Linked DNA regions of Homo sapiens: region 2 is linked to region 1. Evidence: chromatin contacts called from ENCODE Hi-C or POLR2A ChIA-PET data. All regions are on one chromosome and are shown on one strand. The core of a region is the stretch at or near the end of the contact, and the rest is flanking DNA. Distances in the headings are between cores, read along the strand shown.

Evidence for each region. Hi-C counts contacts between places; a loop is a spot of excess contacts on that map. ChIA-PET counts read pairs that join two places held with the same protein, here RNA polymerase II (POLR2A).
Region 2: a map of PC-9 shows a loop between it and region 1 (2.4-fold over the local background). The contact joins two enhancer-like sites. A Hi-C loop is called at or near these places in 1 of 168 maps with a recorded cell type or tissue (PC-9). POLR2A ChIA-PET finds 5 or more read pairs at or near these places in 4 of 52 experiments (AG04450, CD4-positive, alpha-beta T cell, activated CD8-positive, alpha-beta memory T cell and 1 more).

What each region holds. Positions count from the first base shown.
Region 1 is chr15:40,983,107-40,988,311 of GRCh38, forward strand. INO80 (INO80 complex ATPase subunit) reads right to left here. Exons shown (of 36, transcript NM_017553.3): 30 at 4,710-4,868; 31 at 3,985-4,087; 32 at 2,232-2,320; 33 at 1,091-1,246; 34 at 656-815. LOC124903476 (a long non-coding RNA gene) reads left to right here. Exons shown (of 3, transcript XR_007064602.1): 3 at 959-1,097. Among named protein-coding and RNA genes, the nearest start is that of INO80-AS1, 31 kb to the right of the region's middle. Within about 2 kb of position 2,530, at least 2 of the 41 ENCODE cell types and tissues checked have a DNase peak (open chromatin) inside an H3K27ac peak, as active enhancers do.
Region 2 is chr15:41,086,054-41,091,124 of GRCh38, forward strand. INO80 (INO80 complex ATPase subunit) reads right to left here. Exons shown (of 36, transcript NM_017553.3): 6 at 1,509-1,629. Among named protein-coding and RNA genes, the nearest start is that of INO80, 28 kb to the right of the region's middle. Within about 2 kb of position 3,603, at least 2 of the 41 ENCODE cell types and tissues checked have a DNase peak (open chromatin) inside an H3K27ac peak, as active enhancers do.

The DNA of each region.
Region 1 (5,205 bases), core at 1,280-3,779:
GAAAAAAAAAAAAAGTCAATCTCCAAGATGTTAACATCACCTTCTCCTGACAGGGAAAGCGAGCTCTTAGGGCATTTGTTTTAGGACCCATGAGGAGGTCTATGTCTCCACTTAATGATGGCTAGACCACTGAGTCACACAGAATACTAAGAATTCTAAACAATGAAAACATCCTAACTCCTCAAGCTGCTTTTCATTCTGAAGAGCAGTTACATTACTCCTGAGTTTCCTCTTTAAATTTGTCCATTACAAAGGGAAGCGACTTGCTACCTGGGACTCATCTGCACACTCTAATGTGCTCTTGCCTTGGAGAGTCAAATTTTACCCTCGAGTTTTGAACCCAGAGCTCCCCAAGAAATGGCAGCAACACTAGACCCCACACAGCAAAGTGAGGAAAGGCCCAGAAAAGCTAACATTAATTAAAAATCAGCAAAAATAATGGTGAATCTGAAAGTCGGGGATGACTAGAAAAGTTTTAAATCTTTATAAAGTTACTTATTTTGCTTTCCCTAAACCTCGTTTTCTCATTTCACTTGACAAAGCTATTGAAAGAATAAAAATACCATTATCCTAGAAGGAATCAGGACCTTACCCACAACCAAACCAGTGCTGGGCAGTGGACCAGGCCCAAGCTGTACAAGACAGCAGCAATTACCATTCACGGTATCTGAGACGGAGCCTGTTATGGATGCGGGAGAGTTGGTAGCTCGAGACTGAGGGGCTGAGGAGGCTGGGTCATCCACAATGACCAGCATGTCACTGCTGCTCTCGTCCAGGGGAATGGAGCCAGTGTGCAGCTCACTGCTGATGGAGATCTAGAAGAGGAAGGGTTAAGATCATTACGACCCCCTGTGCTCACCGCCCATGGCCTTGCACCCAGCTAGGAACATGCTTCACAGTTGAGGCTGCTTTGGCTTCTGAGAAACCAACCTGTCCTCATTTGTTTTTCTCCTTACAGACCTCATGTGCAACCTACTTCAACAAGGCTGGAGAACTCCAGGAGAAGCAAAGACTGCCCAGCAGTGTGTCCCTGCTACACGGTCAGGACACTCCTTACGGCTGTGATGCAGGCATCTAAAAGGAGCCTCACCTCACTGAAAGGGCTTGGCATGGCTGAGTCCACGCTAATGAAGGAGTCATCTCCGTCAGCAGAGAGGTTGGAGTTATCAGCCGAGGGAACAAATGGGATCACCAGGTTCACACCCTCTTTTCTCCTTTTCCCATCCAATTCATCTTCTTTTTTCTTCTGGGAACACACGGATAAATATGGAAAACGTGTGAGGATGCACCCCAAAAGAAAAGCGGGATTTGGGAAGAAAAGGATAACAGAACTTTTATTCTTTAGTTTATAAACTTCTCAATTAGCATATTTTTACGGAAGAAAAACTGCATAAGGAAGAAGGGATAGCTTAACAGGAGTTTGTGTGTATTTCAGTCGAGTACTGTGGCACATGCCTGTAATTCCAACTACTTAGGCTGAGGTGGGAGGATTACTTGAGCCCAGAAATTGGACCCCAGCTCAAAAGAAAAAAAAAAAAAAGAGCTTATGAATATCTGCCACAATAATAGAGTTTAAAGTTGGGGCAGTCACACTGAACCAGAGCCACACCAACCCTGATCCTAATGGGCCGAAGAGCCTCACCAGCCGCTGGCACATCCAGCACTTATTGAGGCTGACTGAATGCAGTCCCACAAAAGAGAGGGCCAATGCTTTCAATATATTTTCTACATATCTGTTTTTAAGACAAATTTTTAAGACAGTTCAAATCCTTGGTGTGAACTAGAGAAAAACAGATGAACAGACATTTAGAAATAAACCGGGGGTTTATTTTTCTAGTGACAGATGACACTGAGTGGTACACTAGCAGAATTATGGTAGGTTTGTGGATCTCATGACCTCTTAGGCCCCTTCTAAGATTCTATGGAGCCTTATAAGTAATGCCCATCTTAGTCACATTTTAGCCTTCCACGCTTTGTAACAGCCCTGACAAATGGTTTCCATAATTAAACTGTGACCACCGTAAGGGTGAGTTTGTGTGGAGAGTACAGATCTACCAAGGCCACATTTCTCCTGAGCAAAGCGTGAGTCAGCCCAGAAATGTAGCTGATCATACACAGCTGGAGCTTGATAGCAACCAGTAACCAAGATGAGAAGCCATGTACCCCAAAGCCTTTTTGGTAAGTACCCCAGGCCCCATTAGCCCCTATCCACCATTCCAGGCTGGAAATACCTTCTCTGCATACTTTTCCCGCTTCCGCTTGCGCTCTTTCACTCGGTTGGTTTCCTCCTGTTGCCGTTTCTCTTCCTGCCGCAGCCTCACTATCAAGAAAATGAATTAAGACCTGATGAAGTACCTGTGGTAATCATAATCCTCACTCTCTTAATTAAGGTGGCCATATCCCCTGATGTTTATTTTCCAAGTATCACTTCTATCTGTTTAAGGCAGATAACCAGTGGTTTTCTAACTTGGATTCTCAATTTTGGGTTTAAATCACACTCTTATTTTAAGCATTATGGGCTGGCTCGGTGTGGTGACTCACGTCTGTAATCCCAGCACTTTGGGAGGCTGGGGCAGGCTGATGGCTCAAGCCCAGGAGCTTGAGACCAGCCGGGCCAACATAGTGAAACCCCATCTCTATAAAAATACAAAAATTAGCCAGGCACAGTGGTACGCGCCTGGGTCCCAGCTACCCCAGAGGCTGAGTCAGGAGGACTGCCTGAGCCCAGGAAGTGGAGGTTGTGGTGAGCCAGGATTGTGACACTGTACTCCAGTCTGGGCAACACAGCAAAACTCTGTCTAAAAAAAAATTATTATAGGCCTTTCCTCATGTTATTCTTTTTCCCTTTTTCATTTCAGCCTTTTAATCTCTGCTTTGCACACATTGAGCATGGCTGTAGAGTTCTGAAAGGTTTTAGAAGGTGCTGGCAAATGTGAACTTACTTTCTGCTCTAATGCTGTGGAAGGCTTCAGAGGCTCACAGGATGAATCTGAAACCCAATGCTCTCAAAAGCCAGAAAACACATGGGAGGAGGGTTTGTATGGTTACAGCTGCGTGCTTCTCCAACTTTTCCATAAAAACATTTTTCTGGGCAGAAGAGCAAATTCACTACTGCTAAGGAGTCAGCTGCCTTCCTTGTGCAAGCTACATTATTTGAAGCCACATTTACCTTTAAAATACACACAAATTTTGCCTTCTACTCCACAATGCTTTTTTTTTTTTTTTTTTTTTTTTTGAGATGGAATCTTGCTCTTGTTGTCCAGGCTGGAGTGCAATGGCACGATCTTGGCTCACTGCAACCTCTGCCTCCTAGCTTCAAGGGATTCTCCTGCCTCAGCCTCCCGAGTAGCTGGGATTACACGTGCCCACCACCACGCCCGACTAATATTTGTATTTTTAGTAGAGACGGGGCTTCACCAGGTTGGCCAGGCTAGTCTTGGAACTCCTGACCTCGTGATCCACCTGCCTCGGCCTCCCAAAGTGCTGGGATTACAGGTGTGAGCCGTCTTGTGTTTTTTGTTTTTGTTTGTTTTTAAAAGATGGAGTTTCACTCTTATTGCCCGGGCTGGAGTGCAATGGCATGATCTCGGCTCACTGCAATCTCCACCTCCTGGGTTCAAGCAATTCTTCTGCTTTAGCTTCCCAAAGTGCTGGAATTACAGGTGCCCGCTACCATGCCCAACTAATTTTTTGTATTTTTAGTAGAGGTGGGGTTTCACAATGTTGGCCAGGCTGGTCTCAAACTCAAACTCCTGACCTCAGGTGATCTGCCCACTTTGGCCTCCCGAAATGCTGAGATTAGAGGCGTGAGCCACCATGCCTGGCCTACAAACACATTCTTGTTTGGGTTTTTATATAAAATATGAGCACAAAAATACTTTCCCTAAATACAGCCTCTGGCTTTGCCTACCCTTGGCACACAGCCAAGTACCTCTTCCATTCTCAGATACGTGAGGGGAGTGTATAGAGGTTTAGAGTACATACGTTTCTTCTCCAACTCTTCGTCGTCTAGAAGAAGACTAACCACCTCTTTGGGTTTCAAGGTATCTGGTTTGAAGTTCCCACCTGAAATCACCATCCGCTGAATCTACACCAAAGCAGATCAAAATGTCACCTCCAGGCATCCATTCCCTTATGGCAAATATCCAGAAAAAGATACACATCGTTCTCAACCCACTCCTCAGGGGAGGCCTCTGGTTTCCTATTTCTTCTTTTCTCCCTTTTCATTTCAGTTCATCTGATTGGCTCATCCAGATTATTTGTCCGACAGAAGGAAAATGATAACTTCTTTGCTTGGAACTGCTAACTAGAAAATCTAAGGCTACTGAATCAGGATGAAAAAAACAAAAAATAACAAATTTGGCATACAATTCAGAGGCAGATAAGCTGAGAGTACTAGGATAGGAACTAAAAAATGTCCATCCTTCTTCCACTGAATGCGAGAGGCCATTACCGGTGTCAGTCTCCACATGAACAACAGCTGGATCCAGGCTATGGAAACCATTCTAGGGGAAAGGGAATGAGGCATGGCCAGGGAAGTCAAAATTGCTATTGCATGGGACCTGATTTTATTTTCTATTCAGAAGAAATTGTAGTTTCGTCAGGACCAATGAAAGGCAAGAGAGTTTTAAAATAGTCTCAATGCAGTCAATGTGGTTGGACTTTCTGTTTGCTCCACCAGTGTAGGAATTTCTTTCTCTTGTGCTTACCTCACTCTTCTCCTTGGCTCTTTGCAGAATGCGTTCTTCAATGGTGCCTTTACAGATGAGCCGGTACACAGTAACCTGCTTTGTCTGCCCTAAGCGGTGGGCCCTGTCCATGGCCTGCTGGTCCACAGTGGGGTTCCAGTCGCTATCATAGAAAATCACCTGCATAGAATATAGCAAAAACTGAAGCACTCTTAGGGAAGGACCAGAAATTCTGAGAGCAACCCAGCCAATTGTCTGTTTGCGAGTTTGGCGTCAGTAGGGTCTGATTCGTTTCTATGATATTGAGCTAAGTAAGATACATCTTAGAAGATACAAAGCCGTTCCTTCACATGCCCTGAGCAAAAGATACATGCTCCTGTTTTATTTTTTTCAGTTTTCACTTAAAAAGAGTGGCAATAATATTAATAGTTAAAACGTAGTGTTTAGTACATTAATAACATTAACGGTTAACACTTACAGTGCATTGTTCTAAGTGCATTAACTCATTTAAATCCCA
Region 2 (5,071 bases), core at 2,353-4,852, 100 kb after region 1:
TGAGGTATCACAGACTCAAGTAATAGTCAAAGGAAGGAAACTTATTTCTACTTGGTGGCAATATAAGGTGGCTATACATCTATGCAGTGTGGGGAAAATAAGAAAAAAGTATACCTATAAGGTGGATAAAGAAAAATAAAAGAGAAGAAAAAGACATATTGATATGTCACTAAGACTTGCAAGACAAAAATACATGAAACAAAACCTTAATTCAGGTTGGAGAAAGTGTGTGGAGGGTGAGAAAACACTAATAAAGATAATAGAGAAAGAAGGGAAGGCTAAAAGGAGCCTTTTTGAGTACAATTCATACCTTTAAGCCAGGTGCGATGGCTCACGCCGGTAATCCCAGCACTTTGAGAGGCCAAGGCAGGCGGATCACCTGAGGTCAGGAGTTCAAGACCAGCCTGGCCAACATGGTGAAACCCCATCTCTACTAAAAATACAAAAATTAGCCAGGTATAGTGGCGTGCACCTTTAATCCCAACTACTCGGGAGGCTGAGGCATGAGAATTGCGTGAACTCAGGAGGTAGAGGTTGCAGTGAGCTGAGATCACGCCACTGCACTCCAGCCTGGGTGACAGAGCGAGACTCCATCTCAAAAAAAAAAAAAAAGAAATTAATACTTTCAGGGGAATAAAATTTGCCTCACAAAGATAGTTTAAAACTTTCTCTTTCAGTTTCCTTCCTGATATCCAGCTGCTGAGAGCTCAGTAAGAGAGGAAAGGACATTTCCTGGCAAACATGCAAACAAACACTACAGAAGATCATCAGGAGGTGATCTATTTTAAATCACCTCGGACAGCAACAATGATAACTTATTCCAAACACTTCAGGTTACTTTTCTTACTTCTCTGTGCATAACCAACTTCCTATCCCAGAACATTTGCAATATTTGCAGAGTGTGTATAAGAAAAATGGAATAAACTAATTTTGCCTAAACCTTTAGCTAGGAATCTGTCTTTCCAATTCTAGAACTAAAGACTATAAGCCAAATATGAATTAAGGTTAATAATATAGTCTACCCTTCCTATCTGTGGGTTCCACATCATAGATTCAACCGAGGATCAAAAATATTCAGGAAAAAAAAAAAAGAATGGTTGCAGCAGCTGTACTGAATATGTACAAACTTTTTTTGGTCATTATTCTCTAAACAATATAGGATAACAAGTATTTACATAGCATTTACATCATATGAGGTATTATAAGTAATCCAGAGATGACTTAAAGTATACGAGAGGATGTGCACAGCTCATATGCAAATACTATACCATTTTACATAATGAATTTGAGCATCTCTGGATTTTGGTACCTGCCAGGGGTCCAGAATCCAATCACCCATGGATACCAAAGGGAAAACTGTACTTGCTACTAATTAGAAAGGAGAGTTTTTCAGATAAAGCAAATTTCTACCATATGGACTTATATATAAAGTCCAAATGCACCAGTAGGCCACATGCAATTCTGAAACTAAGAATGAATATACGTGGAAGGCAGTTCAACATGCTCACCTTTAAGTTTCTTTTCCTCCTTAAATTTCTTTTTCTTGGGTCCAAGTAGGTGCCGTTGTTGCTCATAGAAAGGGTCATATGTGGAGAGCAGGCCTGCACTGTAGTACTGATATTGCTGCAACTGAAGCAGGCAAAGACCATGATGGGCCTGTTTTCTATAGTACAGCTTTCAAATTACCTTTACTACAGAAAACTAAGCCAGAGGAAATCATAGCTCCTAAATACAGTATTCTTCCCACAAAGAGATCAGTAACATCTAGTATATCTAAGGGAATCACTTACTTAACTTCAAACAAAATGAGTTCAACTCCTATACACGTAACAAGTCACTGAAAATAATTTAAGAAAGCAAAACTCTTCATGCTTCTGAATTTCTACATACTTACTTAAACCTGACATATACTAAGACATGAAATTAATTCCTTGCAGAAATGTCTCCCCTTGGAAATTCACCACCAAGAAATAAGCCATACTTCTATTACCAACAGTTCCTCAGATTTACTAAGGTTCCTCATGCTTGCTTTTCTTTTTTTTTTTTTTTTTTTTTTGAGACAGAGTCTTGCTCTGTCGCCAGGCTGGAGTGCAGCGGCATGATCTGGGCTCACTGCAACCTCCGCCCCTTGGTTCAAGCGATTCTCGTGTCTCAGCCTCCCAAGTAGCTGGGATTACAAGCACACGCCACCACACCCAGCTGATTTTTGTATTTTTAGTAGACACGAGGTTTCACCACGTTGGCCAGGATGGTCTTGATCTCCTGACCTCGTGGTCAGCCCATCTCAGTGTCAGCCCACCTCAGCCTCCCAAAGTGCTGGGATTAACAAGTGTGAGCCACTTCAACTGGCCCTTCATGCTTGCTTTTCTATTAGTCATATGTCTGCTTCAAATAGTCACCAGTCATCCCAATTCTTGAATCTTTCAAGTCTTTCCTCTCTTCATCTCCCACTAAGACAGTCTGCTATTATTATAAATAGTGCCTACATTGCCAGAATTCTAACATATGAATAACGTAACTCTTTCCATCCAGGAAGTGGTAAGTAAATGCTTCCAAATATTTCACTTACTCCCCAAATCTCATATTAATTTTGTTTCACATATTACTAATGCATAAATATAAATTAAAATTAGGTAGCCCACTATTAAATCTCTTTCCTGGATTATAGCCAAATAAATTGTCTGAGGACTGAAATAAGACTGAAAGATTAACATGGGGAACTATTACAATGTCCTCTGTTAAAAATCAAAATTAAATTAGCATGCACTGAGCTGTACACTTAAAGTCTGATAACTTTCCTATATGTATGTTTTATCTGAATTTAAAAAACAAGCAGGCCAGGCATGGTGGCTCAGCTGGGCGCCATGGCTCATGCCTGTAATACCAGCACTTTGGAAGGCCAAGGTGGGCAAATTATTTGAGGTCAGGAAGTCGAGACCAGCCTGGCCAACATGATGAAACCACATCTCTACTAAAAATAAAAAAAATTAGCCAGGCATGGTGGCAGGCTTCTGTAGTCCCAGCTACTTGGGAGACTAAGACAGGAGAACTGCCTGAACCCAGGAGGCAGAGGTTGCAGTGAGCCAAGATCATGCCACTGCATTTCAGTCTGGGTAACAGAGCCTCCATCTCAAAAAATAAAACAAAAATAAATAAAAAATAAACATAAAAAACAAGCAAATACTTGGAGCGCCAAGTACCTTACTGCTGGAGTTTAAGAAGGAAGGAACTTTTTACATCAAAAGGGTCAGATACTCTGTTAACCACTTCTACAGGTTTATAAGGTTCAGAATATTATTCCAATCTCTCTGAACTAACTTTGGACCTTAACTAATTGCTAGAAAATTCTTAGGTCTTCAAATATACTATTGCTCATTATGTACAACGTTCCACACTTGTAGAAATAGTCAGAAGGCGGCTGGGCGGGGTGGCTCACCCCTGTAATCCCAGCACTTTGGGAGGCCGAGGCGGGTGGATCACCTGAGTCTGAGACAAGCCTGACGAACATTGAAAAACCGTATCTCTACTAAAAATACAAAAATAGCCAGGCGCAGTGGCGCATGCCTGTAATCCCAGCTACTCGGGAGACTGAGGCAGGAGTACTGCTTGAACTCAGAAGGCGGAGGTGGCAGTGAGCCGAGATCACGCCATTGCACTCGAGCCTGGGCAACAAAAGTGAAACTCAATCTCAAAAAAAAAAAAAAAGAAAGAAAGAGTCAGAAGGCTTTGGTAACGGCATTCAAATAGTTGTCACTCAAAACTATCATCATTTTAATGTTAGTGTATGAAGAGCTTTCTAAGAGAGAAACACTACACCCAAAGAGCAACTGCATGAATAAGCAACACTAGAATGTAAGCATTCTGGCAATTCCTCAAAAGGCTAAGCAAGGTGTTTCCATATGACCCAGCAATTTCACTGTTAAGTATATAATGAAGAGAAACGAAAACACATCAACACAAAACCTGTACACAAATCTTCATACCATCATTATTCAAAATAGCCAAAAAGTAGAAATATGCTAATCATAGTTCATGAACTGGACAATGCATATATAAGATAAGGTATAAATACAACGAATATTTGCAATAAGAAGAAATGAAATGCTGATACATGCTACAACATTAATCAATCTTGAAAATATGACATTAAGTGAGAGAAGCTGGACACAGGCACATGTTGCATGATTGCATTTGTATGAAATGTCTAGAATGGGCACATTTATAGAAACAGAGCAGATTGGGCTGGGGATGGTGGCTCACGCCTGTAATCCCAGCACTTTGGTAGGCTAAGGCGGGAGGATCACCTGAGGTCAGGAGTTCGAGACCAACCTGGCCAACATGGTGAAAACCCGTCTTTACTAAAAACGCAAAAAAAAAGCCGGGCGTGGTGGCACACGCCTGTAATCTCAGCTACTCAGCAGGCTGAGCAGGAGAATCGCTTGACCCTGGGAAGCAGAGGCTGCAGTGAGCCAAGATCGCGCCACTGCACTCCAGCCTGGGCAACAGAGCGAGACTCTGTCCAAAAAAAAGAAAAAAGGAACAGAGTGGATTGGTGGTTGTCTGGACTGAGGGACAGAAAGAATGAGGGGCAACAGCTAAGAGGCATGCGGTTTCTTTATGAGGTGATGCAAATGTTCTGGAATTAGGCAGTAATGATAGTAACACAACTATGAATATATTAAAAAAACACTGAATTGCACACTATATAAGGCTGAAGTTTTGTTATGTGAATTACATCTCAATAAAGCTGCTCCACTGCTACCTAAAGTTAAAATGATGTATCTTTTTTTTTTTAAGAACATATCTTTTAGTCTAGTACATCCGAAGTATTAGTAGTTTAATTTCATTGATTCCAGAGAATTTTAGAAATTCTTTTTTTTTTTTTTTTTGAGATGAAGTCTTGCTCTGTCACCCAGGCAAGAGTGCAGTGGCTCAATCTCGGCTCACTGCAACCTCCACCTCCCGGGTTCAAGCGATTCTCCTGCCTCAGCCTCCTGAGTACCTGGGATTACAGGCATGCACCACCACGCCCAGCTAATTTTGTATTTTTAGTAGAGACACAGTTTCCTTA